Linked DNA regions of Homo sapiens: region 1 is linked to region 2. The links are chromatin loops, found by intact Hi-C in ENCODE. Cell type or tissue: Caco-2. All regions are shown on one strand.

The links. A loop is a pair of places that touch in the nucleus more often than their neighbours do. Peaks named below come from ENCODE experiments on the same cell type or tissue, not always from the same donor. Only the 100,000 strongest peaks of a DNase experiment are listed, where the experiment ranks them.
Region 1: a loop joins it to region 2, with 2.6 times the contacts of the local background. A loop is called at or near these places in 2 of 110 quality-filtered maps.

What each region holds. Positions count from the first base shown.
Region 1 is chr7:36,469,469-36,477,468 of GRCh38, reverse strand. No RefSeq gene overlaps it. Among named protein-coding and RNA genes, the nearest start is that of ANLN, 84 kb to the right of the region's middle. In Caco-2, a CTCF peak has its summit at 3,919 (motif pointing left); a DNase peak (open chromatin) is centred at 3,906.
Region 2 is chr7:36,791,195-36,799,194 of GRCh38, reverse strand. No RefSeq gene overlaps it. Among named protein-coding and RNA genes, the nearest start is that of AOAH, 71 kb to the right of the region's middle. In Caco-2, no CTCF peak of the experiment used is centred here; DNase peaks (open chromatin) are centred at 1,804, 3,294 and 4,284.

The DNA.
Region 1 (8,000 bases), 320 kb after region 2:
AACTGTAAAAACCCTGGGAGATAATCTAGGAAATACAATTTTGGACATAGGCCCTGGCAAAAATTTCATGACAAAGACACCAAAAGCAATTTCAACAAAAACAAAAATTGACAAATAGGACTTAGTTAAACTACAGGGCTTCTGCACAGAGAAAAACTATCAACAGGGTAAACAGTCTGCCTACAGAATGGGAAAGAATATTGCAAACTATGCATCTGACAAAGGTCTAATATTCAGAATTTATAAGGAACTTAAATTAACAAGCAACAAAAAACCCATAAGAAAGAGAGCAAAGAACATGAACAGGCACTTTTTAAAAGAAGATACATACACAGCCAACAAGCACATGAAAAAATGCTCAACATCACTAATCATTAGAGAAATGCAAATCACACCAGTCAGAATGGCTATTATTAAAAAGTCAAAAAATAACAGATGCTGACAAGGTTACAAAGAAAAGGGAGTGCTTATACACTGCTGGTGGGAATGAAAATTCGTCCAGCCGTTATGGAAAGCACTGTGGTGATTTCTCAAAGAATTTAAAACAGAAATTTCCTTTGACCCAGCAATCCTATTACTGGGTATATACCCAAAGGAATATAAATCATTCTACCATAGAGATACATGCATGCATATGTTCATCATAGCACTATTCACAATAGCAAAGACATGGAATCAACCTAAATACCCATCAACAGTACACTGGATAAAGAAAATGTGGTATATATACACCATGAAACACTACACTGCCTTAAAAAAAAGAACAAGGCCACGTCCTCTGCAACAACATGGATGGAGCTGGAGGTCATTATCCTAAGTGAACTAATGCAGGAACAGAAAACCAAATGCCGCATGTTCTCATACGTAAGTGGGAGCTAAACATTGAGTACACATGGACACAAAGAAGGGAACAGGAGACATCAGGGCCTATGCGAGTATGGAAGGTGGGAGGAGGGAGATGACTGAAAAACCACCTATTGGGTACTATGCTTATTACTTGGGTGACAAAATAATCTGTACACCAAACCCCTGTGACACGCAATTTACCTATATAACAAACCTGCACATGTACCCCTGAACCTAAAATTTTTTTTAATTTTTTTAAAATTATAAATGAATAAATAAAGGCTTTCCAGAAATAACCAGTAGTCAACATCATCGCTCAGATATTTTCAAACTGATTTGGTGGAATTTTGCTGAACTTACAGTATTTTAGGAACAAAGCAGATATTTCCCTACACCAGCAACAACAACAAAAAGAGTACAGGTTTCTTTTTTTCAAGTATCTTTGCTATACACTTTGTAACAGTCCCAAAGCATCCTTCCTGATATGGCCCATATTGAGGCTGAAGGGCTTCTAAGCCACACATACTCTTGGGCTGAAAACACCTAGGAATCTGCCTTTGGCACTCTCATGACCACGTAGAACACAATTTGGAAATTCAGGATACGTTAATAGTGAAAAAATGATGTCCGCAACTCACTTTCAAATGGATAACCAAAAACAGTGTCACTCTAGATACAGATTTAGCTTTAAATCTGTGTGGGTATACAGATAAAGTGAAATAACAAAATATTAACAACTATTGACACTTGGTGGTGAGGATATGAATATGAATTGTAACATTCTTTCAACTTTTATATATTTTTGAATATTTTTTATATTAAAAAGTTGGGGGCCAAGGGAAGTATGAATCTGAACAATAGGCTGAACGTTCTCAGCTAACACCCAGGAATCCCACTAAAGATCATATGTTTTCACAATGACTTTGAAAAAGTGATTCAGAAACTTGTATGCAAAGACTGTATGCACATTTTCCACACAGGACACACCACCACGGGTACAGAGTGGAGGTAAGGACTAATACTTACATATTTCTAGTAGATGTCAATGTCTTAAGTACCTGAGATTTGGAGTCTGTGGCCACAGGGAGTATTACAACTGTACCAAAACAATGTGCTTCACTTTTGCTTCAACAGCAATGGTGGCAGCAACCGCTTAGAAAAGCAATCCAAAACCACAGGTTGCCATCATTAATAAAATACTCCTCTCTTTTTTTGAAGGTGGCAACAAGATAAAAGTAGGAAAAGAGAAGGTGTTAGTATATATGATTAGCTTAGGTTTTACAACATATGACAGAAATCCAAAAGTGACAATGGCTTAAACCCATAGAGGTTTATTCTCTCACATAAAATAAGTCTAAAGATAGTCTAAGAAGATTTGGTGGCATCATTAAGCTATGAGGAACCTGAGTTTATCTTTATACTTTACTGTCCTCAGCACATGGTACCTATCCTCTTGATCCAATATGGCTACTGCAGCTCCAGCCATCATGCCTTTATTCCAAAGAGGAAGAAGAAAAAAAAACACTTCCTTAGTTGTTGGTCCCCTTTTAATGAGTCTTCTTTACATATCATTGGCTGGAACTAAGTCATATGGCCATACCTAGAAATGTAGTCTTAAATTTTGCTGTCAGAGTATCCTTCTCTTCCTCACTGCTCCACTCTCTGCCCCAGTTATATAGTGACTCTGATGTTAAAACAAAGGGGTGGGGAGATGGATGTTGGAAGGCTCTAACAGTATATATCACTGTGGGTTTAGCTGTCCAGGAGATAAGCCAATGGTCTTTTAAACAGATTCTTAATGCATTACCCTAGCATGGGCTCTCTATGCATATCCTGGCTTGGCTTCACATACTGCCCAGACCCCACTCCCAGGCCTGAAAAAGCCAAACTAGGAGGTCAAGTGAAAGCAGGAAGGGTCCTCACCTGAGGGAGCTTGGCCAGAGAGAAGAGTCAGAATTACTGCCGACAGAAGCCAAATAGAGTCAAGCACTCAACCCAGAGGGGCCAAGATGAAAACGGAAGAAAAGGCATCAAAAACAGGATTTTGGAAGGTTAGCAGCAAGGCAGATTAAGGAGTCAGGAAGTGGTCAAAGAAGGTGATTCATAATGTTATCTGGCACATGCACGCTAGAGCTTTCCTTTGTGTGGTCTAAGATGTTTCCCGAGAAACCAGCCAGGGAAGGGACCCTTCTCTGGGGGACATATGTACTGTCTGTGTGGCCTATTATGAGCTCCCCTTTGATTTTGGCACGGGTACAGGACCCAAAAGAACCATGGGGAGCTGAGAAGGTGTGGTATCATAGCCCAGGGCAGAAGCCCTTGACGGCTACATTGTTATCCAGAGATGAAAAGTTGGCCTGTATTTTGCCTGAGGGACGTGATTTGTCCCTGTTAGTACCTGTGCCTGCTTTGTTGTTCCAGCTGTAGTTTGGCATGCTCCAACAGCATTGTGGATTGGGCCCACGCCTACACTGAGGTGACCAATGTCTCCAACTGTTGCATCTGCACTGCCCTCCCAGCAGCAGCTGCGGACAGCTTGCCTTGTCACGTGCATCCAGCTTCTGTGCAGAACTGAACATCACTAGAGACTTGGGATCCCATGGACAATGGGTGGGATGCAACACAGCGGGCTTTGGACAGGGGTGTTGCAAAACCATGGCAAGCCTGCCCCCTGGCTGACTCATAGTGTCCATGATGGATGGGGCTGGCTAATAGGAGATCACGTGGTGCCCCCATCGCAGGTGCCACAATGCATAGAGCAGCACCGGGGAAAAGTCACTGTGGGATGGCTGCCTACTGAGGTTTGTGCAAACACAACACATGTCACCACACCAAGGGTGTGGTGGAACAAGCAGCCTTACCAAGGCTGGGCCCCCCCCATGGACTTCGTGCCCCCTGGGAGTTTATGGGTCTGTGGGGACACAGGATGGCCATGTCTGCCATCCAGTTGGACCAGATGTTGTACCTGGGGTGGCCCAATGTGCCTGCCACTGTGTTTCCCCCATTGCCTAGTTGCTGGCATTATTAGGAGGCACTGCATTCCCGCTTTTTGCGAGGGCAGGGGGCCCCCTGGTGGTTCTATCCCTTAGCAATAACTATCCCTGGAGTAAAAGTCATTACTGTAGAAAAGCAGGTTACAGCCTTTGCAGAGCACACAGCTCGTGCTCTGAATGACACCTGAGTTGCTCTCCTTTTGTTAACTGATGAAGTTGATCAGATCAGGAAGGTGGTGCTACAAAACCAGATGGCTTTAGACACAGTCACAGCTACCCAAGGTGGCACCTGTGCCCTTGTAGGGACACAACGTTGTACATTTATACCTGACAACCACCGGAACATAACAGCAGCTTTACAAAGGGTGTCACAGGAGATTAAGGTGATTGAGCACCTTACTGACGACCCCCTTCAGAGATGGTGGGCATCTCTGGGCTCTGGCCTATGTTGGGCTCTCATAATCATAGGTAGCATAGCAGGAATATTAGTGGTAGGTTTTTGCTCTCTGTATTGTTGCTGTGGCCTGTGGGTCCAGGGTGCTGCTGTATATGCAGGGGTCCCCACCAAGAGGATCCCCTCGGCCTAGGGGGTGTAGTGTAAGGAACATGGCTGTGCTGCAGCCAAGCAGGCACAGGGCAGCAGGCATAGGCCCAGGTAAACAGCTTGGATGATCCAGCAGGTTTGTGGTGCAGGCACACAGTCCCATGTTTATATAATCATAAGCATGTAGACATAACATAGAGAAGCTCATCACCTGGCTCTCAGGCACTATTGTTTGTGTGGTGCATAAATGTAACACTGACTCTGTGAAGGAGCTGCTGAATAAAGCCATCTCCCATCTACCTGCTGTCTCTCAAGTGTTCTTCCAGCTCCCTGCCCTACATCCACCCACTCCCCTCAGCCCTCAGCTGGGGCTGGAACCTGACCCTGAGCATGATAGAATTCTTTATGCTATTATCAGACACTTGTACCTGAGTGTGAATGAAGACACTGAGAGCTGTGTCATGGGGTGCAGGAGACAGACTATCAGGATACTGGGTACCAGGAAGGAAAGGTGGCCAGTGCAGAGGCTGAGGGCATAACTAGATCAAGGGACAAGCCTGTCTGGTGGCCAACCCATAATAAGCACCAAGATATCACTGAAATAGGAGGAAATATTGTGCCAGTTGGCTCGGATTTCTACATTTATTTTCTTACCTTACTGGCAAACTATAATTGGTCTTGTTCTCCCGGATTCCCTCAAAGTGGAAGTAAACATTTGAAAAGCAATCCTCCCATGTGCCCATTGCATGGTGCCACTTTTGGCCTCTCTGTCAGTGATGAAAGTGAATAGGCTGGCAGTCCTACAATGAGAACAACATCAGCAGAATTCCTGGCCCCCAGTGATGTTTGATGTGGTGCTGTTGACAAATAATGAGGGTTCCACTTTATTGTTTAAATTGTAACCCTTTAGGCCAGGCACGGTGGCTAACACCTGTAATCCCAGCACTTTGGGAGGCCAAGGCGGGTGGATCACTTGAGGTCAGGAGTTCGAGACCAGCCTCACCAACATGGTGAAACCAAGTCTCTACTAAAAAAATACAAAAATTAGCCAGGCATGGTGGTGGGCACCTATAATCCCAGCTTCTCAGGAGGCTCAAGCACGAGAATCACTTGAACCCAGGAGGCAGGGGTTGCAGTGAGCTGAGATTGCACCACTGCACTCCAGCCTGGGCAATAGAGCAAGACTCTGTCTCAAAAAAAAAAAAAAAGTTGTAACCATTTAATAAACCTCCCAAAAGGATGTCCCATCCAGAAAAATATAAAACTGAAGGAATACAAGGTAAGTCTACCAAAAAAACAAAAATCACTTGCCACTATGATAGTCAGAAAAAAAATTTAAACATATTTTAACATTTTACAGCTATATGTATTTGTTATCATTCATCATTAGTCAAATGAGTAATGCTATAGAAGTATGAGCAATGGAAAAATTATAAAATAAAAGATATTCCTAAATAAGTTAAAACATTTAGTCTTATAATTTAGTTTAATAATAAGTTTAGTCTAATAATTAGGTTTAAATTTGAAGAAAAGACATATGAAATTTTTTTTTAAACAGAGGGTCTTGCTATTTTGTCCAAGCTGGACTTGAACTCCTGGGCTCAAGCGATCCTCCCACCTCAGCCTCCCAAGTAGCTGAGACTATAGGCATGTGCCACCACACCCAGCTCATGTAATTTTTAAAAGAGAAAAATCCATCCTGTCCCCTTAATGGTTAGCTAAATAAATATTGAGCAAACATGGAAACTATGTTCATTGGGAGGAGTGCCAGATTCTTAGCCTGTGTCAAGCACCCTGTCCTAGCCCTGGTTTAGGACACCTACTTCTCTTTTTCTTTCTTTTTTTTCTTTTTTTTTCTTTTTTTTTTTTTTTGAGACTCTGTCTCCCAGGCTGGAGGGCAGTGGCACAATCTTGTTTCATTGCAACCTCCACCTCCCAGGTTCAGATGATCCTCCTGCCTCAGCCCCACAACTAGCTGGGACTACAGGCATGCACTATCACGCCCAGCTAATTCTGTATTTTTGGTAGAGACACAGTTTCACTATGTTGGTCAGGCTGGTCTTGGACTCCTGACCTCAAGTGATCCACCCGCCTCAGCCTCCCAAACTACTGGGATTACGGGCATAAGACACCTTGCCTGGCTTGCCATTACTTTTTATTTTTAGATGGAGTCTCGCTCTGTTGCCCAGGCTGGAGTGCAGTGGCACGATCTTGGCTCACTGCAACCTGCAACTCCCAAGTTCAAGTCGATTCTCCTGCCTCAGCCTCCCGAGTAGCTGGGATTACAGGCACATGCCACCACACCCGGCTGATTTTTATATTTTTAATAGAGACGGGTTTTGCCATGTTGGCCAGGCTGGTCTTGAACTCCTGACCTCAGGTGATCCATCCTCCTCGGCCTCCCAAAGTGCTGGGATTACAGGCATGAGCCACCACGCCTGGCCGCCATTACTTTTAAATGGCAAAGACCACGATTACTTTTGCTCCAACCTAATACAATCACAAGGAACTGGATTCTACCAACAACTTGAGTGAGCTTGGAAGCAGATTCTTCCCAGAGCCTTCAGATAAGAGCTAAGCCAGCCAACACCTTGACTTCCATCTTGTGAGGCCCTAAGCAGAGGACCCAACTGAGCCACGTGAGGCCCAGACTTCTGACTCACAAACGCTGTAAGATAATAAAGGAGGGCTCTTTTAAGCCTCCAGGTATGTGGTAATGTTTTCTGGCAGCAACGGAAATCAATACAAAGGATCTTTCAAGAAATAGGATTTACAAAGAGAGAATGAAAATCAGTATTAAGAAATGCCACGAGAAGACTAACCCAGAAGTCTCAAAACCAAAATAAAGTCATTCAAGAAACAGGAAACCCAGAAAAACACAGAAGAGGGGATTATCCAAGAAACAATCAGAGAAAAATATCCTGCCCAGCACAATGGATGTCAAAAGACTCCACAAACGTATAACATTTTCCTGAAATTTCAGAACACTGACAACAAAGAAAAGATCCAATAAAGCCTCCAGAGAAAAAAATAAGTCACATCAAAGGATCAAGAATCAGATTCTGTGAGTAAAAAAAAATACTAAAAAGAAGGCCAAGTGTGGTGGCTCACACCTGTAATCCCAGCACTTTGGGAGGCCGAGGCTGGCAGATCACTTGAGGCCAGGAGTTCAAGACCAGCCTGGCTGACATGGCAAAACCCCGTCTCTACTAAAAATACAAAAATTAGCTAGGCATGGTGGCAGTCGCCTGTAATCCCAGCTACTTGGGAGGCTGAGGCAGGAGAATCACTTCAACCTGGGAGGTGGAGGTTGCAGTGAGCCAAGATCATACAACTACACTCCAGCCTGGGTAACAAAGCAATACTCCAGCTCAAAAAAAGAAAAAGAAAACAAAAGAATCAGAAGATCTTTGGACTTCACAACTGAAGTGCTAGAACCTATAAGCAATGGAGCAAAACCTTCAAAAGTCTAAATAAAAGCTATTTCTAGCCTAGAATTCTGTGACTCACCAAACTATCAGCTAAGTGTGATAGTCACCTAATAACATTTTCAGACACATTAGCTCTCAATAAATGTGCCTGCCAGCATCTGTCTCAGATGGTCCAGCAAAACAAGG
Region 2 (8,000 bases):
AGCAAAATTAGCTGTGAAATGCAAGGATGGCTTAACATTAGAAAATCTCTCTGTAACCCACACATCAGTTAGGGCTTCCCTGTTTCTCAGGAATCTGGACTCCAGTCCTGAATATGGAGCAACACGAAGCAGTTCTTGTAAATCCCAGGCCTTATTTATTTGGGCTTCTGCCTCCTCACTGCCTCTCACCAGCCATCTAGGGCCGGTCACAACAAACTGTAAGCCTTTTCCTCTTCTCGTTTTTCCACAAAAAAATCATTTTCCTTATTTATTTTTAGAATGTTCTGAAATTTGTTTTACCTGGTTACTTTACTAAAAATATAAACATATCACACATGAGGAATCCCGTTGAGGGGTTTCTGACACCATGGTGATATTCTTCCTCCAACTTCATTACCTTCTAAGGCCAGTACTCTCCGGAGATGACCCTTCCTTCGTCTGGAAAAATGTAGTCCTTATTCCAGCTCCCACTTCCCCTCTGATTCCTTCTCACCTACTCATCCCCCATACCACTCTGGAATTTATCTGAAAAATATGTTCTCGTCAGAAATCATTAATGTAACTATCACATTAACAGAATAAAGGAGGGGGCAAAAACATAAAATCACCCTATTAGATGCCCAAAGACATTTGATAAAATTCAGTTTTCATTCTTGAGTTTTAAAATAAAAAAATCTTGTCAAAGATCATGAAGATTTATTTCTAGATCAAATACTTGGCATTATGCTTAACACTAAAACAGTAGAGACACGTAATCAAGCATGAAATACACGTGCCCACCATCACCTGCATCTATCGGGCAATCTTGTTCTGAGAGTGCTAAGATATGCAATTGAATAGAAAATTTAATAAGAACTATAACTATTAGAGACAATTTACCACTATTTTCAGAAAATATAAACATATGAGAATTGCCTGAAAAAAATATTAGAATTCATAGGAGAGTTCAGTAAGATAGTTATAAATAATAAAAAAGTTACATAGCCTCCCTACAAATCAACTACACCATCATTAACCTGTTAGACAATAAAACAGAAAAGCTACACAATAACCACACAAACAGAATTCTGAAGATTAAATTTAATCAGAAATGTGTTAGACTTTTCTAAAGAAACTAAATTTTTTTCCTGAGAGGCATAAAAGAAGAAAAATAAATGGCAAGGCTGCCCATGTCATGTTCTTAAAGAGAAAAACTTGTAAAGATTGCATAATTGTATTTCTACAACAAAGTAATATTTCAGTTAAAAATATGCAGTATATACTTTTATGCCATACTTGTAAGAGTAGATGCACACACATGCACCTGCACACACACATACACACACACACCTGAAATTATATTCCTCCAAATCTCTAGTGTGATTACTCTAAATTGTGGCATTGTTGGCAATGTATCTATTTATTTAAAAAATTACTCACTATATTTTTATTTTAGGGTTTCAGGACAGGACCATAGTTTACTAATGAAAAAAAGATACATACATCATGGAGGAAAAAGCTGAGAATTATTGAGTTATTCTAGATTTTCTCTTTTCATTAAAAATTAACTCAATGTAGCCTAGAGCTCCATGCAAAGAGCCGGCATTGACTTCCTTTCTATATTTTTAATCTTTCTTTGGCTACATATTGCATAATTGTCTATTTGTTCATGATTTCTGAATTCAGTTATATTGCCTAACTTTCTCTCAATCTGCACTGGTTACTTGTGAGATAATAAAGGTAATAAAACACACAAACATATGCGAAGCAATAGGGTAGCCTCTCTGGCAGTATCTTCCCATCTGCTGAGCCTGCCCCACCTTCATCTTGCACCACTTGGTAGCAGCTGGGAATGCCTCAAAACACTGGGAGTCAAGACTCAGTTCAACTTGTACTGAGATGTCACATGCTCTTACAGAGGCGGAAATACCACTATAGTACAGATGTGTGCTTGGTGAAGGGGGCAGGCAAGCAGAAGGAGGGCATTCCACTGCCATAGTTTCCATTCTCATCCACAGTAAGACAGGCTCTTGAAAATGCACACAGACACACTCGGCTGAGTAAAGCCTTGCAGCTCAGAAGGAGCACCTGTGGCCTAATTCTCCACAGCTCAAAACAGATGCCCATGACTGTCCAGTGCAAAGTCCTGGCTGGGAAGCACAGATGTTTGGATCACAGTCACTGTGGACCAATGTGCAAAGTGCTTTGAGCATCAGACAGGCCAGGGGTCAAAGCCTGGCTCTATCGCTGGCTCTACTGCCCTCAGCAAGTCATTCAACCTCCCCTGATGGGCTAGGTCCTCACTTAATGTCATCAATAGGTTCTTGGAAACTGTGATTTTAAGTGAAACAACATACAACAAAATCAATTTTAGCACAGCCTAAGTTAGATAAACAGGAGTGAAGTTCCTATGGCATATTTCTGGTCACAAAAATATCCCCAAACTTCTTATTAAGGGATATTAATAACACTTCTAATATTAAACACTGAAATGAATGTGAGTGAAATGTACATCTAAGAAAGGTTCATAAAAACAAGTAGATAATTATTTACCCACATATTCCAGTTCCGGGTCTCAGGTGGCTGGAGCCTCTCCTGGCAGCTCAGGGCACCAGACAGGAACCCGCCCCGGACAGGGCGCCATCCCCATTGCAGGGTGCACTCACACGCATCCACACTCCATCAGACTGGGACAAAAGAGACACGTCAAAGTACTTGACGTGCACATCTTTGGGATGCGGGAGGAAACCTGAGGCCCTGGAGAAAATCCACGCAGGCATGGGGAGAATGTGCCAACTCCACATATACAGTGGCCCTGGCCAAGAATCAGATTTTGTTCTCATCAATGTTATAACAAAATAACATTGAACAAAACAATTTTATTTGAGGACCTCTTGTACACTGAGGAGCAAAACCAGATTTGCTCCTGGAGCTTAGGGTTCAGCAAGATCCCGCTTGTGAGAATGGGGATACCTTGCAGGGCTATTATGAGATTTCAAATGGGATTAACTTCTGCAAAGCATGAATGTGAACTACAGCAGGGGCTTGTCAATTGTTCTTTCTCTTCAACCTCCACCTCCACCTCCCTCATTGCCTCCTTTCCTTGCTCTTTTCATCCACTCTATTGCTCAGTAACTCCTCCAAATGAGCCAAGACAGAAGATGGGAAAAGACAGCAAGACCAAATTAACAAAGCTTTCTATGGCTAAGAAGACAAAAGTACTGTGACACTGGGAGCTGAACAGTCTACTAAAAACTCAGCTAAGGAGTATCTGCAGAGTCTACCTGGACTTAAACACCCCTGCCCATCTGTAAAGTCACGTCCAAAGGTTGACACATGATGTGTTTTTGTCTGGTTAAAAGTTAGCTTATCTGTAAAGCCACGAGCTAAAAAATAACCAAGTCATCCAAATGTTTGGGCAAACTCTAATGAGAATGGAGCCTTCCAGAGAGCTGTGTTTGTCTTTGTTTTCTCCTGGTGTTTGACTTTGACACCGACTTCTAATCTCAGATGTCATATTAAGAAGAATACACACCAGGTTTATTTCAAATGCATGATAGGTGAGCTGACTAATGAAACTTGGCTTATTTCCCTGTACAGATAGTTCTTTTCCTGCTGAGCAATAATAACAATATGTAATGTGGTTTATTGTTATTCAACGTACTCAGCACCTCTCACTCAAATAAAGGCAGGCTTCAAGGGCATTCATCTTTATGACAACCATGAAACATATCATATGTAAGATCCTGAGCTGTCTCAAAAGACCAAGCTGAACAACTTCTCCAGTAAAATGATCATAGGAGAAAAATCATTGAGAAATGAAGGGAGACTTTTCACCTGTTGAGCTACAGGCTGCTATGATGAGTTGCGTAGCCGATGACACCCTGCAAAATCACAGCCATAGTCATTTTAGAATTTGGAGTGAGAAGGGGAGTGGTGATATAGTTCATGTTTTGCCATTGCAGAGAGGGTTCCAGGGCATCTCCGGGGCTGCAGGCTTGGCCCCTCGGGGAGTCAGCAGTCTCTTGCTGGATAGCCCACCCTCCTGTCCCATACCCAGAGATAATGATTTTATAAGTCTGAAACTTGAAGACCTGAGCATCAAACTTTTTAAACTCTCTGGGTGATCAGATGTACAGTCAGGGCTGAGAATCAGAGCTCCAGATCTCACTTTCTAAATGGGAAACACACCTGGGCAGGACACAGGCCTGGAGCTGCCGGATGTGGGAGGCCAGGCATTGGTAACCTGCCAGCTCTCCCACATGGTGGGGAAGGAGGACTGGCCTGAGCCATTGTTACTCCCACGGCAGGTGGGTCTACACACAGCTGTCCACATTCTAGGGAGGATTCTCCACCAGATGGCGGGACCTCCAGACAGAAGCCAGTTGAAAAGAAAGTCTGTTTTCTCCTAATAATAGACCTTCTGTTCTCTGACATGAGGCAGTGTTAATCAACCCCTCAAAAGATTCTTCCTGCCTCTCCCATCATAAAACCTATGTTCATTGTGTGCTTGGGCCAAATATCATTCAACTTTAAGCTGGAAATGATGATCTCTCTGGTGGTTTTCAAAGCTGTTTGTTTGTTTGTTTGTTTGTTTGTTTTTTGTTTTCCCACAACTCCCCCAATGCCCAAACCAAAGCCTGTGTGAAATTCTGATCTCCATAAAAGGCAAACGCAGAGGTGCTGGGGTGACATTGGCAAGCAGGAGCCCAAGGACTCTCTTTGGACCTGGCCCCACAATGACAGCCCCTGAGGAATCCCCTGAGAAACATAGACTGAAAACCATAGATCTGGTCCCATCGTCTTCCAGGCTCTGAGAAGCTGCCTTGTCCAGGGGCATCTGCTAGTAAACAGATTCACCTGATCTAAACCCAGGTTCCCAGCCTCAAAAGCAGTTCTTGCTTAGCCAAAGGTCTCAGCTACACTGGTGAAGATGGGCTTCTCTGGAGTCTCCAGGAGACATCCAGAATGGAAGGAAAAGGGCCTAGAGGCCTTGTCCTCAGGACTCTCAGAATGCTGACCTGTCCCCACTCTGTCCCTGGCCACTTGTCCCAGCCAACATTATAAAGTGGTACAGGGTACAGGAGGCCGGGCTTGGTGGCTGACGTCTGTAATCCCAGCACATTGGGAGACCAGGCTGGTGGATCACCTGAGGTCGGGAGTTCGAGACCAGCCTGGCCAACATGGTGAAACCCTGTCTCTACTAAAAATACAAAAATTAGCTGGGCATGGTGGTGGGCATCTGTAATACCAGCCACTTGGGAGGCTGAGGCAGGAGAATCACTTGAATCCGGGAAGCAGAGGTTGCAGTGAGCTGAGATCATGCCATTGTACTCCAGCCAGGGCAACAGAGCAAGATTCCATCTCAAATAAAAATAAAAAATAAAAATAAAACAAAACAAACACACAAAAAACAGTATAGGATTGGCCAGGATGTTTCAAAGGGGAGGGAAGGGATGGGACCAAGCTCCCTAACTCACCTAGGCTTGTGCAGCTTCTCTGTGACAGAGCGGGGGTATCTTCAACAGTTGACACCCACCTCCTTTTCCTGAATCCCCCTAGTCAGTATGGCCACCTTCATGTCTTCCCTGGGACCCACTGCCCTCTCCTGCGAGACTCAGATTGCTTCTTATAGGGTATTTCTTTGAACTCCCAACTGACCTCCCCAACTACCTTAAATGGCAATAATATTATTATTCCTAGAACTACTACTACTGTAGCTGCTGCTTTGACCACTGCCTTTATCCTGTGCAAAGCACTGTGCCAAGGCACCACATGCTTAGTTTACATGGTTCTCACCACCATCCTGGGTAACTGGGACCATTACTGGCTTCCTTGCCAAAGAAGGGACAGGTTTAGTGCTGGTATACATTTCCTATCACTGTTGTAACAAATTACCTCTGACATAATGTCTTAAGACACAAATTCATTCATTTATAATTCTGGAGGTCAAAAGTCTGCAATGGAATTTACCAGACTAAAATCAAGATGTTGACAGGGCTGCATCCCTTTCTGGAGGCTCTCTGGGGAGACTCTGTGTCTGTATCATTTCCAGCTTTCTAGAGGCGGCCCACATTGCTTGGCCTGTGACCCGTTCCATCTTCAAACCAGAAATGGTGGGTTGAGTCCTCACATCGCATCACTCTAATCCTCAATTCTGTCTCCATCTCTCACTTATAAGGAAATTTGAGATGACTTTGGGCCCACCTAGATAACCTGGGATATGCCCCCTACCTTAAGGTCAGCCGATTAGCAACCTTAATTTGATCTGCAATCAAAATTTCTCTCTGATATGTATGCAACATATTCACAGGTTCCAAGAATTAGAACATGGACATCTTTGATGGGACGGGGCATTATTCTGCCTTGCTATAGAGATATTATGCAATTTGGAGCTAATAAATGGAGTTTGCTGGATTTGAATCTTGGTCTCTTTGATTCCAAATCCTCTTCCATGAACTCCAATGCACATTGCTACCAGTAAAATTCTACCAACAACATCCCTTCCTAAGACCGTCTTCTGTGGCAGGCACGATCTTGGACACTGGTGGTTCATATATGAATAAGAATTAACCACAGCCCCAGACGAGCTCACAAGCTTGTGGGGGAGAGGCACTTGCAAATGTCAATAAATAACTATAATGGTAAGTGAGAAAGAAGTGTATGCAAACGCTGTGGGTGCACAGAGGAGTGAGTGTCTAATTCCACAGGACTGGGAGGCAGTGTGGGATGGGGTTGGAGAGGATATTTGAAGTAGATCTGAAGGATAATTAATTCACTAGGCAAGGGAGGCGGTGAAGGATGCTCCATGCCTAGAGAATGCTGAGAGAGGCTAAGCCATGTAATTGGCTGGATGTTTGTGGGAAAATGAATTCATTTTGTTGTGGCCAGACAGAATGTCTGAGGTGAAAAGATGGGAACTGAGGTTGGAATGGGTTCTGATATTGAAGGGTCTTAGAGGCCATGCTCATGTTCATTGTGGAGAAAACTGACCTCCATCAAAGGATTTTAAGAGAGAGAGAACCATGATCAAACCTGTACACTGGACGCCTCATTCTGGTAACATCTCAGAAGATAAATTTGTTGGCAGGTTGGAAGTGAGGGGGAAGAGGCTGAGGTCAACATCCAGGTGAAAGATCACAGGGGTCTAAGGAGCGCCATGACCATGGGAATGAAGAGCAAAAGGCAGATTGAGACTGTTCTGAGGTGAACTTAGTCAATATTTGTGGCTGTGTCTTGGAAAAGGGTCATGGGGTGAGGGGCAGCAAGGAAAGTAGAGTCAGGAATTCCCCACCAGCTCTGTAACTCGGGGCTACACGGTAGCTCCCTAAACTGAGGTAGAATTTCATCCAAGCCCACCCCATCATTCATTGCCAAGGATACTTGTAAACTCAGCATCACAGATTTCTAGAGGGAAAAGCTTCTCTCTGGAGCTTGAACCTGTTTACAAAATCATGCAGAAGAAATTGCTCACGGTGACTGATGTGATTCCAAATGCTGAAGTAAGATTGTGCATGTGTGTGTATATGTGTCTGTGTGTGTCTTGGGGGAGGTATCCTTTCTCTAAAGCAACTCCTCACATCCCTGCCTGCAGAAGGGGGCTCCCCTTTGCCCCACCACACAGGACCACTGTGAGCAGAGATTCATCCTCCTGCCTCCTTCCCAAGCCACACCAGTCCTTTCATCACTCCCTCTCACCTTGGCATCTCCCCAGCTCTCCAGGGGAAAGCTAGAACTACGATTCTAATGGCCAGTTTGGTCTTGGCAGGATCTGTTAAAAGAAACTAGGTCTTGGGTGTGTATGTGTTTGTGTGTATCGTTGGGTGTCTGTGCTTGTGTGTTTCTGCATGGGTCTGTGCATGTGAATCTAAATGTGTGTTTGTGTTACAGTTGCCAGATTTGGCAAATAAAAATACAGGGTGCACAATTTAATTCGAATTGCAGGTAAATTATTTCAGCAAATCATTCTTTTAGTATAAGTATGTCCGTGTGTATTTACGCATGCCTATTTAGGGCTTATC